2 separate regions of the Homo sapiens genome follow, and region 1 is linked to region 2. A link is a loop called in an ENCODE intact Hi-C map of the cell type or tissue named here. Cell type or tissue: A673. All regions are shown on one strand. Links, peaks and the distances in the headings refer to the core of each region. The heading gives the core; the rest is flanking DNA. Region 1 has its middle 180 kb from the start of KCNIP4. Region 2 has its middle 170 kb from the start of ADGRA3.

The links. Hi-C counts contacts between places; a loop is a spot of excess contacts. Peaks named below come from ENCODE experiments on the same cell type or tissue, not always from the same donor. Only the 100,000 strongest peaks of a DNase experiment are listed, where the experiment ranks them.
Region 1: a loop joins it to region 2, with 2.0 times the contacts of the local background. A loop is called at or near these places in 6 of 110 quality-filtered maps.

What each region holds. Positions count from the first base shown.
Region 1 is chr4:22,125,028-22,133,368 of GRCh38, forward strand. No RefSeq gene overlaps it. Among named protein-coding and RNA genes, the nearest start is that of KCNIP4, 180 kb to the left of the region's middle. In A673, for the core only: a CTCF peak has its summit at 4,620 (motif pointing right); no DNase peak of the experiment used is centred there.
Region 2 is chr4:22,686,845-22,695,185 of GRCh38, forward strand. It overlaps the pseudogene GBA3. Among named protein-coding and RNA genes, the nearest start is that of ADGRA3, 170 kb to the left of the region's middle. In A673, for the core only: a CTCF peak has its summit at 4,064 (motif pointing left); a DNase peak (open chromatin) is centred at 4,057; H3K27me3 peaks cover 2,292 bases.

The DNA of each region.
Region 1 (8,341 bases), core at 209-8,208, 560 kb before region 2:
GCCACTGCAAAAACATGACAAATTGTAAAGACCATCAATGCTAGGAAGAAACTGTATCAACTAAATATAACCAGCTAACATCATAATGACAGGATAAAATTTACACATAATAACATCAGAACTCACCCGTAAATGATGAGTTAACGGGTGCAGTACACCAACATGGCACATGTATACATATGTAACAAACCTGTTCGTTGTGCACATGTACCCTAGAACTTAAAGTATAATAAAAAATAAATTAATTAATTAAAATAAAATAAAAGAAAAAGAAAAACTACTCATACTTCATAATTGGCTAAATGCTCCAATTAAAAGACACACACTGGCAAATTGGATAAAGAGTCAAGACCCATCAGTGTGCTGTATTCAGGAGACCCATCTCATGTGCAGAGACACACATAGGCTCAAAATAAAGGGATGGAGGAAGATCTACCAAGCAAATGGAAAACAAAAAAAAAAAGCAGGGGTTGCAATCCTAGTCTCTGATAAAACAGACTTTAAACAAACAAATATCAGAAGAGACAAAGAAGGCCATTACACAATGGTAAAGGGATCAATTCAACAAGAAGAGCTAACTATTCTAAGTATATATGCACCCAATACAGGAGCACCCAGATTCATAAAGCAAGCCCTTAGAGACCTATAAAGAGACTCAGACTCCACACAATAATAATGGGAGACTTTAACACCCCACTGTCAACATTAGACAGATCAACAAGACAGAAAGTTAACAAGGATATCCAGGAATTGAACTCAGCTCTGCACCAAGTGGACCTAATAGACATCTACAGAACTCTCCACCCCAAGTCAACAGAATATACATTCTTCTCAGCACCACATTGCACTTATTCCAAAATTGACCATGTAGTTGGAAGTAAAGCACTCCTCAGCAAATGTAATTGAACAGAAATTATAACTAACTGTCTCTCAGACCACAGTGCAATCAAACTAGAACTCAGGATTAAGAAACTCACTCAAAACCGCTCAACTACATGGAAACTGAACAACCTGCTCCTGAATGACTACTGGGTACATAACGAAATGAAGGCAGAAATAAAGATGTTCTTTGAAACCAATGAGAACAAACACACAACATACCAGAATCTCTGGGACACATTCAAATCAGTGTGTAGAGGGAAATTTATAGCACTAAATGCCCACAAGAGAAAGCAGGAAAGATCTAAAATTGACACCATAACATCACAATTAAAAGAACTAGAGAAGCAAGAGAAAACACATTCAAAAGCTAGCAGAAGGCAAGAAATAACTAAGAACTGAAGGAGATAGAGGCAAAAAAAACCCTTCAAAAAAACCAATGAATCCAAGAGCTGGTTTTTTGAAAAGATCGACAGAATTGATTGACTACTATCAAAACTAAAAAAGAAGAAAAGAAGGAAGAATGAAATAGATGCAATATATAATGATAAAGGGGATATCACCACCAATCCCACAGAAATACAAACTACCATCAGAGAATACTATAAACACCTCTATGCAAATAAACTAGAAAATCTAGAAGAAATGGATAAATTCCTGGACACATATACCCTCCCAAGACTAAATAAGGAAGAAGTTGAATCCCTGAATAGACCAATAACAGGCTCTGAAATGGAGGAAATAATTAATAGCCTACAAACTAAAAAAAGTCCAGGACCAGACTGATTAACAGCCGAATTCCACCAGAGGTACAAAGAGGAGCTGGTACCATTCCTTCTAAAACTGTTCCAATCAATAGAAAAAGGGGGAATCCTCCCTAACTCATTTTATGAGGCCAGCATCATCCTGATACCAAAGCCTGGAAGAGACACAACAAAAAAGAATTTTAGACCAATATCCCTGATGAACATCGATGCAAAAATCCTTGATGCAAAAATCCTCGATAAAATACTGGCAAACTGAATCCAGCAGCACATGAAAACAATTATCCACCACGATCAAGTTGGCTTCATCCCTGGGATGCAAGGCTGGTTCAAGATATGCAAATCAATAAACATATTCCATCATATAAACAGAACCAAAGACAAATCCACATGATTATCTCTATAGATGCAGAAAAGGCCTTTGACAAAATTCAACAGCCCTTCATGCTAAAAACTCTTAATAAACTAGGTATTGATGGGACATATCTCAAAATAATAAGACCTGTTTATGACAAACCCACAGCCAATTTCATACTGAATGGGCAAAAACTGGAAGCATTCCCTTTGAAAACTGGCACAAGACAGGGATGCCCTCTCTCACCACTCCTATTCAACATAGTGTTGGAAGTTCTGGCCAGGGCAATCAGGCAAGAGAAAGAAATAAAGGGTATTCAATTAGGAAAAGAGGAAGTCAAATTGTCCCTGTTTGCAGATGACATGATTGTATATTAAGAAAACCCCATCATCTCAGCCCAAAATCTCCTTAAGCAACTTCAGCAAAGTCTCAGGGTGCAAAATCAATGTGCAAAAATCACAAGCATTCCTATACACCAGTAACACACAAACAGAGAGCCAAATCATTATTGAACTCCCATTCACAATTGCTTCAAAGAAAATAAAATACCTACTTACAAGGGATGTGAAGGACCTCTTCAAGGAGGACTACAAACCACTGCTCAACAAAATGAAAGAGAACACAAACAAATGGAAGAATATTCCATGCTCATGGATAGGAAGAAACAATATCGTGAAAATGGCCATACTGCCCAAGGTAATTTATAGATTCAATGCCATCCCCATCAACCTACAAATGACTTTCTTCACAGAATTGGAAAAACCTACTTTAAAGTTCATATGGAACCAAAAAAGAGCCTGCATTGCCAAGACAATCCTATCCCAAAAGAACAAAGTTGGAGGAAACATGCTACCTGACTTCAAACTATACAAGTCTACAGTAACCAAAACAGCATGGTACTGGTACCAAAACAGAGATATAGACCAATGGAACAGAACAGAGCCCTCAGAAATAATACCAAACATCTACAACCATCTGATCTTTGACAAACCTGACAAAAACAAGAAATGGGGAAAGGATTCCCCATTTAATAAATGGTGCTGGGAAAACTGGTTAGCCATATGTAGAAAGTTGAAACTGGATCCCTTCCTTACACCTTATACAAAAATTAATTCAAGATGGATTAAAGACTTAAATGTTAGACCTAAAACCATAAAAACCCTAGAAGAAAACTTAGGCAATACCATTTAGGACATAGGCATGGGCAAGGACTTCATGACTAAAATACCAAAAGCAATGGCCACAAAAGCCACAATAGACAAATGGGATCTAATTAAACTAAAGAGCTTCTGCACAGCAAAAGAAACTGCCATCAGAGTGAACAGGCAACCTACAGAATGGGAGAAAATTTTTGCAATCTACTCATCTGACAAAGGGCTAATATCCAGAATCTACAATGAACTCAAACAAATTTACAAGAAAAAATCAAACAACCCCATCAAAAAGTCGGCAAAGGATATGAACAGACACTTCTCAAAAGAAGACATTTATTTATGCAGCCAACAGACACATGAAAAAATGCTCATCATCACTGGCCATCAGAGAAATGCAAATCCAAACCACAATGAGATATCATCTCACACCAGTTAGAATGGCGATCATTAAAAAGTCAGGAAACAACAGATGCTGGAGAGGATGTGGAGAAATAGGAACACTTTTACACTGTTGGTGGGACTGTAAACTAGTTCAACCATTGTGGAAGACAGTGTGGTGATTCCTCAAGGATCTAGAACCAGAAATACCATTTGACCCAGCCATCCCATTACTGGGTATATACCCAAAGGATTATAAATCATGCTGCTATAAAGACACATGCACACGTATGTTTATTGTGGCACTATTCACAACAGCAAAGACTTGGAGCCAACCCAAATGTCCAACAATGATAGACTGGATTAAGAAAATGTGGCACATATACACCATGGAATACTATGCAGCCACAAAAAAGGATAAGTTAATGTCCTTTGTAGGGACATGGATGAAGCTGGAAACCATCATTCTGAGCAAACTATTGCAAGGACAGATAACCAAACACCACGTGTTCTCACTCATAGGTGGGAATTGAACAATGAGAACACTTGGACACAGGGTGGGGAACATCACACACTGGGGCCTGTCGTAGGGTGGGGAGAGGGGGGAGGGACAGCATTAGGAGATATAACTAATGTAAATGATGAGTTAACGGGTGCAGCACACCAACATGGCACATGTATACATATGTAACAAACCTGTTCATTGTGCACATGTACCCTAGAACTTAAAGTATAATAAAAAATACATTAATTAATTAAAATAAAAGAAAAGAAAAAGAAAAACTACTCATACTTCAGCGATGGAACTGGAGACCCAACCTGCTCACAGGGGAAAGGCTTTTAAGCCTAAAATTAGAGTGAATGAGAAAGGGTATAGTTTCTCTGCCAGCAGAGAGTCCTCAAAGCAGAATTCTGAAAGAGGGCTACACTGTGTTCAATACTTTGTTTCCTAACTTACCAATTATTGGGGCCCGTCTCCTGCCCTGGGGGAATGACCAGGAAGGATGACACAGGAGGCCAATTGTGTTACTCTAACAGAGGTCGCTGCAAATACAAACAGAAAACAAGGGGTACGTTCTACCCTCCTCCAACAGAGGGCAGCATTCACGGCGTAGACCTTATTCTATCTCCAGTCTCAGCATCATGCTCAAAACGTATTTGTTAATCAAGTTGTTAACTGTCGGGTTGATGACCTCCAAAGAGATACCAGCTTTTAGAGTCAGGCCTGATGTTCCTCTCTAACTTCACGCCCCGAGGCAAGTAATCGAGCCTCTTTGATTTCATCAACTGAAATCCAGATGGTAAATACCTAGCTCACAGGAGCCTGGTGAAGGTTAATGTCTGTCAAGAGCTTATCCCAATGCTGGTGGGAGGGAGAGAGGCGTTCAAAGAGGCGAGCTCCCCTCTTCTTTTTTCTAATAAAACCTGCTCTCAGAAAAAAAAAAACATCTAGTATACATCATTGTCATTTATGCTTCCTCCAATGAATTTTCCTCTCAGGGCTTTTTTTTTCTTCCTGTTTCAGCCCCTTCCCTCAGTGTTATGAAAGGCTAATTCAGTCACTTGTAGTTAGCAGCCAAAGAAAAAGAATTCAGGAGGAGGGTGTCTTTCTGGAAATCAGGTGGAAATCAGGATCTCTCTGGAGTATGCTGTTGTCATTATTTTCAATTCCACCCCCTTCCCACACTCCACGTCTGTTTCATGCTAAATTCTTTTTCTCTGAAGGATTGTCAAGGGGACATATGTCCCTTAGATGGCAAGAGGGATATGAAGGATAATGGGAAATGGGGAAAGAAATAAGAAAGATTCGTGTCCTGATTGCATTGCCTCTAAAAACAAATGAAATGGGAGTCAGGATCTGTGACTTTGCATTGCGAGGTTTAGAGAATTGAAACCTAACATGCTTGCTTTTAATTGCTCCTTAATGGTGTACAGAATTACAAGACATTAAATTACTATAGAGGAGTGCAGACAGAATTACTTTATCTGAGTAAAGTCACCTTTAGCTTTTTAAGTTAGCCATTAGGCAGCCTAAATGCTAGAAGACGCCACAATTACTAGTTTTGTTGAAAGCACAGTGGAATATATTCCTGAAGAGTTAGACCCCACCCTCAGCTAGATATCATGAGAAAAGCAAATGCCAAATACCTGTGCCACTTTGCCTGAGGTGCCTAGTATATATCAACTCTATTGCAAGGAAATCGGTGTAAGAGAAATTAAAGCTGCAAAGGGAACTTGAGAGCCACATAGAAGCTGCTTTGTATAGTGGAAATGACACAGCCTTTGGGAACAGGCAGGACTAAAATTGAATCCCAATTCTATTTCCTTGTTGAGAGACCTTGGGCAAATATTTTTCCCATTAAGTAGAACGAATACTGACATGGTTCATGGCTTTTGTAGTGACTGAATGAGCTGCTTCATGGTGGGTGGTACTGCAGACTAGTAAAGTGAGTAGGCTTCCAACCTAGAATGCCTGGTTTTGAATTTTGCTTTGCTGTATGACTAGCAGTGTGACCTCACTTAGTGTGTCTCTTATTTCCTCATTCATAAATAAGACTATTAACGTTACCTATTCTATACAGTTGTGAGAATTAAATGAGCTAACGTATATACAGTAGTGTGGAACTTAAAAAGGACTTAAGAGGCTGGGCACCATGGCTCAGGACTGTAATTTCAGCACTTTGGGAGGCCGAAGAGGGTGGATGGCATGAGGTTAGGGGTTCGAGACCAGCCTGGCCAACATGATGAAACCCTGTCTCTACTAAAAATACAATAATTAGTTGGGCGTGGTGGCACGTGCCTGTAATCACAGCTACTCGAGAGGCTGAGATACGAGAATCACTTGAACCCTGGAGGCGGAGGTTGCAGTGAGCCGAAATCGCGCCATTGCACTCCAGCCTGGGCGACAAGAGCGAAACTCAGTCTCAAAAGAAAAAAAAAGGACTTAAGAGTCATTAACTGTTATGTAAAATACCTACTACTAGAGGGCTGGATTCTTTCTCCTTTTCTTCCTCGTAATTTTATCCATCAGAACAAAGGTTTCACAGCAGTTTAAATGATTTGAGGAGGTCTAAATAAATATTTCTTCCAAAATCATTTCCCCAACAGTCTAAAACAACCATTATGAGTTACTTTGGTTACAGGCACTGTATCCCCCATTATAATAGAAAACACCTAATCTAGAGAGATACATTATTGCACTATTCTTACATCGACATTATCAACTTCTGCAGATTAATTTCATCAATAGAGTTCCAACTGTTCAAAAAGTCCAAGAATGGAGATAAAACCTTGAACAGGTAAGTTTTGAGGAGATCATAGGAAAGGACAGAGAAATGAATGAGCTGGGAGAAATCTGGCTTGGATTTTACAAGGCAGTGGAGGAACCCCTGCATCATCATGGGGAATTGGGGTGATGTCAAATATATGTGGGATTTAACTTTGTATTCTTAAAACAATATATGCCCATTTTCCCCACCCCCCATGTAGGTGGATTGTTTATCTTGGCTATTCTGAATAATGCTGCAGTGAACATGAGGGTGCAGATATCTCTTCAAGATGCTTATTTCATTTCCTTTGGATATATACCCAGAAATGGGATTGCTGGAACATAAGTTGATTCTATTTTTAGTTTTTGAGAAATCTTTATACTGTTTTCCACATTTATTCCCATATTCTCATTTACATTACCACCAACAATATACAAGGATTCTCTTTTCTCCATATCCTTGTCAAAATTCGCTATCTTTTGTCTCTTAAAAAAAATACGCATTCTAACAGGTGTCAGGTAATATTACATTGTGGTCCTGATTTGCATTTCCCTGATGATTAGTGATCTTAAGCATAAAAATAATTAATGTTTCTTGAAAGCCACTTTGTATAAGCCAGACACTATTCGAAGCACTCTGAATGTACTGATTTCTTTAGTCCTGTGAGGTCCTATTATTCCAATTTTATGGTAGAGAAAATTAAGACAAAGAGAAATTAAGCTTGTCTAAGTTCATATAGGTAATAAATGCATGAGCTGGCATTGCAAACCAGGCATTCTTGTTGTTCCCAGTGTCTTCACCATTTACCAGTAAGTTCTATTGCTTCTTCACTAAGATATATTGAAACAAGTGACAGTCCATTTTCTTCCATATTATTCATACTACCTCCCTTTTTTATGCCTTGAGATACAGTTTAGTTGGTACACTGGTACAGTTAGTGGTTTCTTTCATGGCCATGGCATTGATTGTAGTAACTATGAGCAGTTCATGCAAGACTCCAGCACATCCAGGTAAAAAATAGAAAAGAGAGCTCAACACTTTGAGCTAATTACATGCTGAATGTTTTTTTTCTCCTGCTGAGTTGATCGAGTTTTCAACATAACTGCTGCCTATACATAACTGCTGTCTGTTTGCGTGCCAGTGAACGTGAGGTTTTTATTTTCCCTAAGTAATCTACTCCTTGCGTGTCATTGAAAGTGACGTTACAATGAATCTATCAGTTCAAGCAATATTATTATTTTAAAAACACATGGTGATCTGGAGGATTTTGTGGTTTTCAAGTAACCTGTTTTATTAATTAATCATAAGTGTTGTCTGGTGTTGATTAAATTTCCATGGAGAAAGAGATAGCATAGGATATGCTGGATATGTCCAGAATCACACAGTAAAAGCTAAGTCAAATAAAGCCTAATTATATTAGCTAATATTTGAGTACTTTTTATAAATCAGAAATTGACCAGGTGGATTCCTATAGACATTAACTTATTAAATAATCTCAACCTTAAGAGGCTATACTGTTTAGATACACATTCTATGGGAAAT
Region 2 (8,341 bases), core at 137-8,136:
ACACGTGTGAACCATACACACATACATGCATGTATACACACATACATGCATGTATGCACACATCTGCTTTCACATCTACACACATCTACATCTGCATAATACCACATGCATGGCTAGATGTAACACATGCACATATCAATGTGTCACACATATTTACACATATATGCACACTCACATGTTTACTGTATTTGAAATTTTTGGTTGCAAGTAACAGGAAACAAACTCAAAGACACCTAAACCATAAAAGGAATCCATAATTTCACAAAGGTTATTTCATTCCCTCTTTCCTCTATATGCCAAGGTTGATCCTCTATGTTTGTGAAATGGCTGCTAAAAACTTCCGTATTGAGGTGTAGCAGGAAGAGTATGTCTTTCTGGATAGCTTCTTTGGAAAAGTGAGGAAGCTTTTTTCTTAGAAATCTTAACAGACCTTCTCTCATTTTTTATTGTTGGAATTGGGTTTCAAGCCCATCACTAATTTAATCCCTGTAACCAATGAGATGAAATATGAATATGGCCTTAAATGAATCCCTGGAGCTGACAAGTTATTACGTGGGGCCCAGGGTCAGATTTTCCAGAAACATTTAGGCTGCATAGGGTAAAAGGCAGATACCCAATGGAAAATCAAATTCTGTTACCAAAAGGTAGGTCGTCCAAGTCCTGGGTGGCTCATGTTAGTAAATGTTCCTACCCCTGGCTCCTGCACACGTACACACACACAACACGGCTGTCAGAATTTCCACAACCAAAGACGCCCTTTATTACTGAATTACTTTCTACACCTCATGTTTTGACAGATTCTGTCTACTAAGAAACTGAGAGCAATATGGTAACTAATTCATTTTTGCATTTTCATGCCTGAGAAGCTGGTATTACCACAATGAGTTTATGTAATTCCAGTCAATATTAAAGCAATACAATTGATGTTTAGGTAGCCTGGGAGACCTTATAGGAAGTAAATGTACAGTAGTAATTAGAATTATTGAAATCTTAAAAATAGCAGATTACTTGCAGGAGTCGGCGGCCTTTTTGAGAAGCAATTTTGTAAAATTTGCCTTCTGAGGTCAAAATTTGGCTAGACCTTTCTTGGTAAATGCAGGAAATCATGATGAATAATCCATTGCACCAACCACTGCAAGTAGATGTACCCTTTGCACCTGCCCCTTCTTCACGTTCCCTTCCACTTCCTTTCTTCTCCAATGACATAGTATCACTGAAGAGGCTCTCCTCTGGAAGAAAACACTTTGAAGTCATTTAACTATGTTAAAAAAAAAAAAAAAAAGCTCAAGGAAGCAGTTTGTTTTCAGAGAGTGTATTTATCAGCAACTCTCCACTCTCAGTAGTTTAGAAAAATAAAAGTTTATTTCTTATTTACACTGTAGTTTAAAGTGGATTGTTCACAGGCTGTTATGTGGCTCTGCTCCATGCTGTGATACAGAGAACCAGGCTCCTTCCGTCTGAGAATTCCTAGGGTCTTAGAGTCTTCCAGTGGAGCCTGTATATCCAGCCAGTGGATGAAAGAAGAATGATGATACATGGCTGAAACATGAATGATTATGCAGGCAGATTGTAGTGTCCCAGCCTGGCAGTGGTACACATTACTTCTGCCTACATTCCACTGGCCAGGACACATAGTAATGTGGTCACAACCATTTGCAAAGTTGCTGAAAAATGTAGTCAAAAAGTGTGGCAAGATGGAAGGGGAAACAAGGGCGGCTAGAACACACAGGCATCTTTGCTACAGATAGACTAACGTTCATTTAGAATCTTTTTCTCCTACACAGGTATGCAGGAGCATTTTGAATGCCAGAGTTTTTGAATCTCAGCAATTCAAGTTGGGAGGGTCAAGATCATGACTAATAGGGCTGAATTCTTACTAAAGAACAGCTTGTTTTACAGTTAACAAATAAAGTTTTGTGCAAGATTTTTTTTTTCCTTTTTACCTAGAGGTCCCTGAATTTACAGTTTCTTCATGATATGGTTTGGCTCTGTGTTCCTACCCAAATCTCATGTTGAATTATGATCTTCAGTGTTGGAGGAGGGGCCTGGTGGAAGTTGATTAAATCATGGGGGTGGATTTCTGCCTTGCTGTTCTCATGATAGTGAGTGAGTTCTCATGAGATCTGGTTGTTTAAAAGTGTGTAGTCTCACGCCTGTAATCCCAGCATTTTGAGAGGCTGAGGCGGGCGGATCATGAGTTCAAGAGTTCCAGACCAGCCCGACCAACATGGTGAAACCCCGTCTCTACTAAAAATACAAAAATTAGTTGGGTGTGGTGATGCATGCCTGTAATCCCAGCTACTCAGACGGTTGAGGCAGGAGAATCACTTGAACCTGGGAGGCGGAGGTTGCAGTGAGCCGGCATTGCGCCACTGCACTCCAGCCTGGGTGACAGAGCGAGACTCCGTCTCAAGGAAAAAAAAAAGTGTGTAGTCCCCCTTCACTTGCACTCTCCTCCTGTCACATGAAGACATGCTTACTTCCCCTTCATCCTTCTGCCATGACTGAGGCCTCCCAGCCCTGCTTCCTGTATAGCCTGTGGAACTGTGAGTCAATCTAACGCCTTTCCTTCATAAATTACCTAGTCTCAGGTAGTTCTTTACAGCAGTGTGAGGACTGATTAATATACTTAGCAGTCCCAGGACTTCTAGAAAGAGCACACCTGTAGACAAAACTATAATGCAAGTAACTTATGTTTGCTTGGGGAGTAGACAGAGGTTGGTGACACTCGTGAATAAAAAGGTTTGTTGTGCTGTTCTGAGGCAGTACCTTCAGAAGGTGGCAGGACGTCAGAGGAACTACTGTGGCTGTGATGAGCGGCAGTTGAACATAGAACCTCAGAGCTTCACCCCTGGAGAAGGCTTGAGTCCCTAGAATCAGTGGACTTGAAGAGACCATAGTAGACCTGGAGAGTGGGCATCTTGGCATTAACTGGTACAGACCAACACTGGGAGGTAGGGGAATAGAAACACAGGTATTACAAAGAATTTTGGTTTTCATAAGACCCAAATTTTCTTGTATGGCCCTAAAATGAAGCAGAGGGGGCCCAAATACAGTAATGACAAATTAAATTACCAGCCAATCTTCCTGGATGGGACCATGAAGTCAGACTACTTTTTGTATACAGAAAAATCTAAAATACAATAATTCTTTCTTACCTGAGATGATGGCTGCAAATTCATGCCTTAGAGCCATTTGGGCCCTAGTGCAGGGCAGATGAGTGAAATGAGTTCTCAGAAACGTGAGAAAGATACAGAGGGGTGCTGGGTTGCAATGGAAGGTCTTAGGGGAGGGGTGGAAAGTGAGTTCAAGGAGGGCTACAGTTACGAAAATGTGTTCTGTGGACTCCTAGAGGTCCTCAAGACCCACTTGGGTGTACACCAGGTCAAAACTTTTTATAATGATGCTACGATATGATTTGCCTTTTCCACTCTTGTCTGTATTCTTCTGTGAGTGTACAGTGGAGTTTTCTAGAGACAACAAATTGAATAAGACGCAGATAGGAACATTAGCTGTCTTCTATTAAACCAGGCATGCAAAGAGATTTGTAAAAATCTTAAACAGTGACACTCTTCTCACTAAATATTTTTGTTTGTTTGTTTGGGGTTATATGGTTATTTTTCATAAAATAAGTAACTTCTGTTAACATGCTCTTCATTGCTGTTTGAAGTCAACGATAAATGTTTTTTTAAAATCTCAGTTTTAATTTCTAATACAGCAAATATATTTAATATAAAATATAACCCACATGAAAGAAAAAAAGTTCTTTAGGAACCACAATTATTTTTAAGAGTGTAAAGAGATCCTGACACCAAAAAGCTTGAGAATGTTGGATTAGAACAACAACCCAATCAATGTTGAGAGAAATTAATTCTGCCACTTGTGGACTAATAACTTCAGAGTATGTGAAGCACTGAGAAGATAGATTGTTTCTTCTGGAGAAGTATCTTTAGAAGAGCAGTAGTAATTAGCCAGGGGCGACTGGTGTAGACAGCCATTAGTGAAATAACTGAATTTTAATACCACTTTATACTGCAACTTGCAAACCTAAAAAAATTGCAATACTGCCATCTAGCGTTCTATCGTGAAAACATTTCGATATTTATTTTTTCTCTCAATTTACAATTGCTTCAGAACTGAATGACAACATAAGCCAAATTTAATAGTTTGCCATGCATTTGTTAGGTTATTTCACCAAACATGTACCTTTAAATATCTTCAGTGTCTTTTCCAATTTCTTTCTGTATATAATCTCTTCTTAGAGTTAGGATAACTGGAGAAGGTAGGATTTCAACCTACTTATACCTTGTTTCAAACTTTATGTTCCTGTCATTACACAATGTAGAATGATTTAATGGCAATGTAGAGAAACCGAGTAAGTAACTTTCCTCACTTCGGTTATACATACCTCCTCTCTTTCCATAGTCTTTTTTTTTTTTTTTTTTTTTTTTTGAGATGGAGTCTCATTCTGTTGCCCAGGGTGGAATGCAATGGTGCAATCTCAGCTCACTGAAACCTCTGCCTCCTGGGTTCAAGCGATTCTCCTGCCTCAGCCTCCCGAGTAGCTGGGATTACAGGCGCCTGCCACCATGCCCGGCTAATTTTTGTATTTTTAGTAGATACAGGGTTTCACCACATTGGCCAGGCTGGTCTCGAACGCCTGGCCTCAAGTGATCCGCCCGCCTTGGCCTCCCAATCCATAGTCATTTTTTTTTAAATAAACTTTTTATTTTGGATCAATTTTAGATTTACACAGAAGCTTCAAAGATAGTACAGGGAGTTCCCATGGCCCCTCATCCAGTTTCCCCTACTGTTAACATGTACATTTCTGTGGAAACCCATACCCACTGGGTTCCTGGCACAATGGACAGAAGTTCCACACCAATGAACATGACTGAAATTTCAGAAACAGAAACTTGGGGGTCAGAGAGGGTGGGCTGGGGAAATAAAAAAGTTTACATATAAAAGAACAGGACTTGTATTCTCATCAAACTTGTCAGTAGCCACACCAGAAGCTAGAAAATCAGGAACCAATGCCTTCAAAATTCTGAGTGAAAATTATTTTCATCATAAAATCCTGTACAAAACTGCATATTAAGAGCAATGTTAGACTAAAGACAATTCCAGAGCAACTACAGAGTTTTGAAATATTTATGTCCCATGCCCCCTTTATCAGACAGTTATTTGAGGATGTGCTTCTCTAAAGCGGGAAAAGAAACAGAAAGACCAGGGGAGAGGTGAAGGAGCCTCTCTGAATGATGTGAAGGAGATCGTGGGTCAAAGCTCTGTGGTGTCCTAAAAAATAAACAGTGCAGAATGGAGCAGGAAGACAGAGTTGTTTGAACAACTCAGAGATGTATTCTTCTGTCAGAGTGTTTGGGGATGAATTAGTAATAGGTGTAAAGAAGATGAAATAAACATAAAGATCAGGCAGTGGATTAACCCTAGAGAAAATTAAAAGTTGCATGGAAGCATGGTATGTATACTATATGGCTCAGCTTTGAGCCATACAGACTCATAGAAATATAAATATTGAATTCATTTAAATGAAAAGGTAATTTTATCATGTTGGCCAGATGGGAGAAGGTGGAAGAGAAGGAGGGAGGAGGAACAGAGAGAGAGAGTGCTAGATCCTCTGCCCTATACCCAGAAGTCAATAATTATCTAAAATTGAAAAAAATAAGCAGCAACACCCTATTATTTACACAATATGGGATTAAATATCAGAAGAAATGGTTAAAAGTGGTTACCTCTACAGAGTACGGATCAGGAATTGGGATGAATGAACTAAGGGAAAATTCTAGTAGGATGATAATGACTTTTTAAAACAATGTTCATGTTACTTTAAAAGGCAAAACATCAGGTAAATGGGTGCCCTGCCAAATCAGGGACTTAGCACCCAGGGTTATCAACTCTGTTAAGAATCAGGGAGTGCTGGGGGAAGAAAGTATAAATGATGGCCTTGTACAAAGTATCTTGGATTCTTATCAAGGCTGTGGCAGTCAAGTGTCCTTTGCCCCTGCTTCCTTGTTGTTTGCATAAATATTTGTATTCTGAGGCTTCATTCTAGGGTGAGAGCTCATTTTCTGTTTGCACAATTGCCTGGCTCCTCTGGCCAAAGGGTGCTCTGCTTCTGGCAGCTGAAGATCCCAGTAGACAGCTTCTTAAACCATGGCTTTCCCTGCAGGATTTGGATGGGCGGCAGCCACTGCAGCTTATCAAGTAGAAGGTAGGGGACACTCTCTCCCCTTCACTGGGGTGGGAGTGCTTTATTTCTGGTGTGTCCTGTGTACCTGAGGAAGATGGTGGGGTAAGGAGGCAAAAAGAAAAGCAAAGAATTGAACAGACCACAATGTTATCAATGAATTTGTTTCCCTTTTCAAACATGTCAGGGGTGGGGGCTCACATTCTCTTGTCTCTTTAGGCACAAGGAAGGGTGGAGGGATGAAGAGGTGAAAACCAAGCTGTGGCTGGATTTTCAGTCAGTCCAAACTCAGCTGAGACATCAGTTTACATTGGACCAGCTGCTTTTATAATTGATTTTTAGAATCCATTTGCCCCAACTCCTCTACAAAGGAGAATCATTTTTTTCTATTGGCTGGAAGAATATTGGGTCGATTTTTTCAAAGAGCCCTTCATTAATTGGGAAAAGTTCCCTGTTCTATTCTTAGTGAGCGCCAAGCCAAGCCTAATCTTGTATGCCACCATATTTCCTGGGGCAGCTGAGAAGTAAATAGAAGCAAATGGTAAAGAGCACCCAGAGTGCCTGTGGAGCCCAAGTTCTGATCCTCATCCTACCACACACAAGTGTGTGAATTCTTTGTCCTCCTTGAGTCTCAGTTTCTTCATCTGTGAAATAGGAAGATGAGCTTTACTTTTCTAAAACACGTATGTCCCCCCTTCCCCTCCACAAAGGGAGTTAGAGATTGTTAATAGCTACCATGGAGAAAATATTTATTTGGTCAAATAAGTATATGAAACCCTGGATTAAACAAAGCAAAGTGAGTTATTGTGGTAGCTTCCTAGGATTGCCATAATAAAATATCATAAACTGTGGGGCTTAAACAACATAAATTTATCCTCTTACGGTTCTAGAAGCCAGAATTGGCCACTGGAGGATGTAATTAGCCAAGTTAAGATGAGATCATACTGGAGTAGGGCAGATATGCAATCCAATATGACCGGTGTCCTAAAAAGAAGGAAATTTGGACACTGAGAAATTTGGAAATTTGAAAGAAGAAAAATTGGACAAAGAGACAAGGAGAACACCGTGTGTGAGAGAGAGATTGGAATGTTACAGTAAGCTAAGGAGCAATAGTCGCCACTAAAAATTAGAAAGAGGCAAGAGGGATTTTACCTAGAGACTTGGGGGTCCATGAGCCTGCTGACACCTTGATTTTGGAACTCCAGCCTCTAGAACTGTGAGAGAATACATTTCTGTTGTTCAAGGCTTTCATTTTGTGGCACTTTGTTACAGCACCCCTAGAAAACTTATACACCGAGAAAAACAAGTCAATCAATCAATGAAATAATGACTGCTATGGTAAGTGCTATGGTGATAATAGGATGTTGTGGGAAAGGGTCACGTGAAAACCAGTTCTTCAGGATGGGTCATCAAGGAGGATCTTTGTGAACTAGCATCATTCCGTCTAAACTTAAGGTATGAGGAGGAGACTGCCATTTGAATATGGGGAGATCTTTCTAGACAAAGAAACAGGACAAGTTGATCCTGGTACAACCCATGCTGCCTGTGATTCCTAGCTTCAATTGCTATTTCCCCATCCTCTAGAATGGGAAGGAGGAATCTTTACTACACAGTTGTGATAACTGCCATGTAGAAGACATCTCCCACTGGGGGATTATGTATATTATTGCACATATATGATCTGTGATACAAGGCTCTTTTAAAGGAACGTCTGACAGTGTCCTGGTTGGCTGAGATTCCATGCCACCTTTTTCGCTACATGGGATCTTCTTTCATCTTCTTCCAGATAATTTCCACTTTGTTGTAGAGGGTGACTGAATAGGCTGACCCTCTGGGAATAAAAACAAAAGCAATGATCTTTGTTAGTTTCCGTCTCAAAAGAGAGGTCGGAAAAATCCGAGAAAGCATGGTAGAGCACCAGAATGGTGTAAATAGAATCAGATTCTAGAAGCAACATAGCATTGGTGATTATTAAGATGAGCTTTGGGGGAAGACTCTTTAGACTTGGATTCCATCTCTCCTTTTACTAGATTTGTGACTTTGTCCAAATGACTCATCTTCTCTGTGCCTCCTCACCTGTAAGATGGAGATTATTATGGTGTCTCCTGTGTAGCACAGCTATGAGGTTTAAATAAG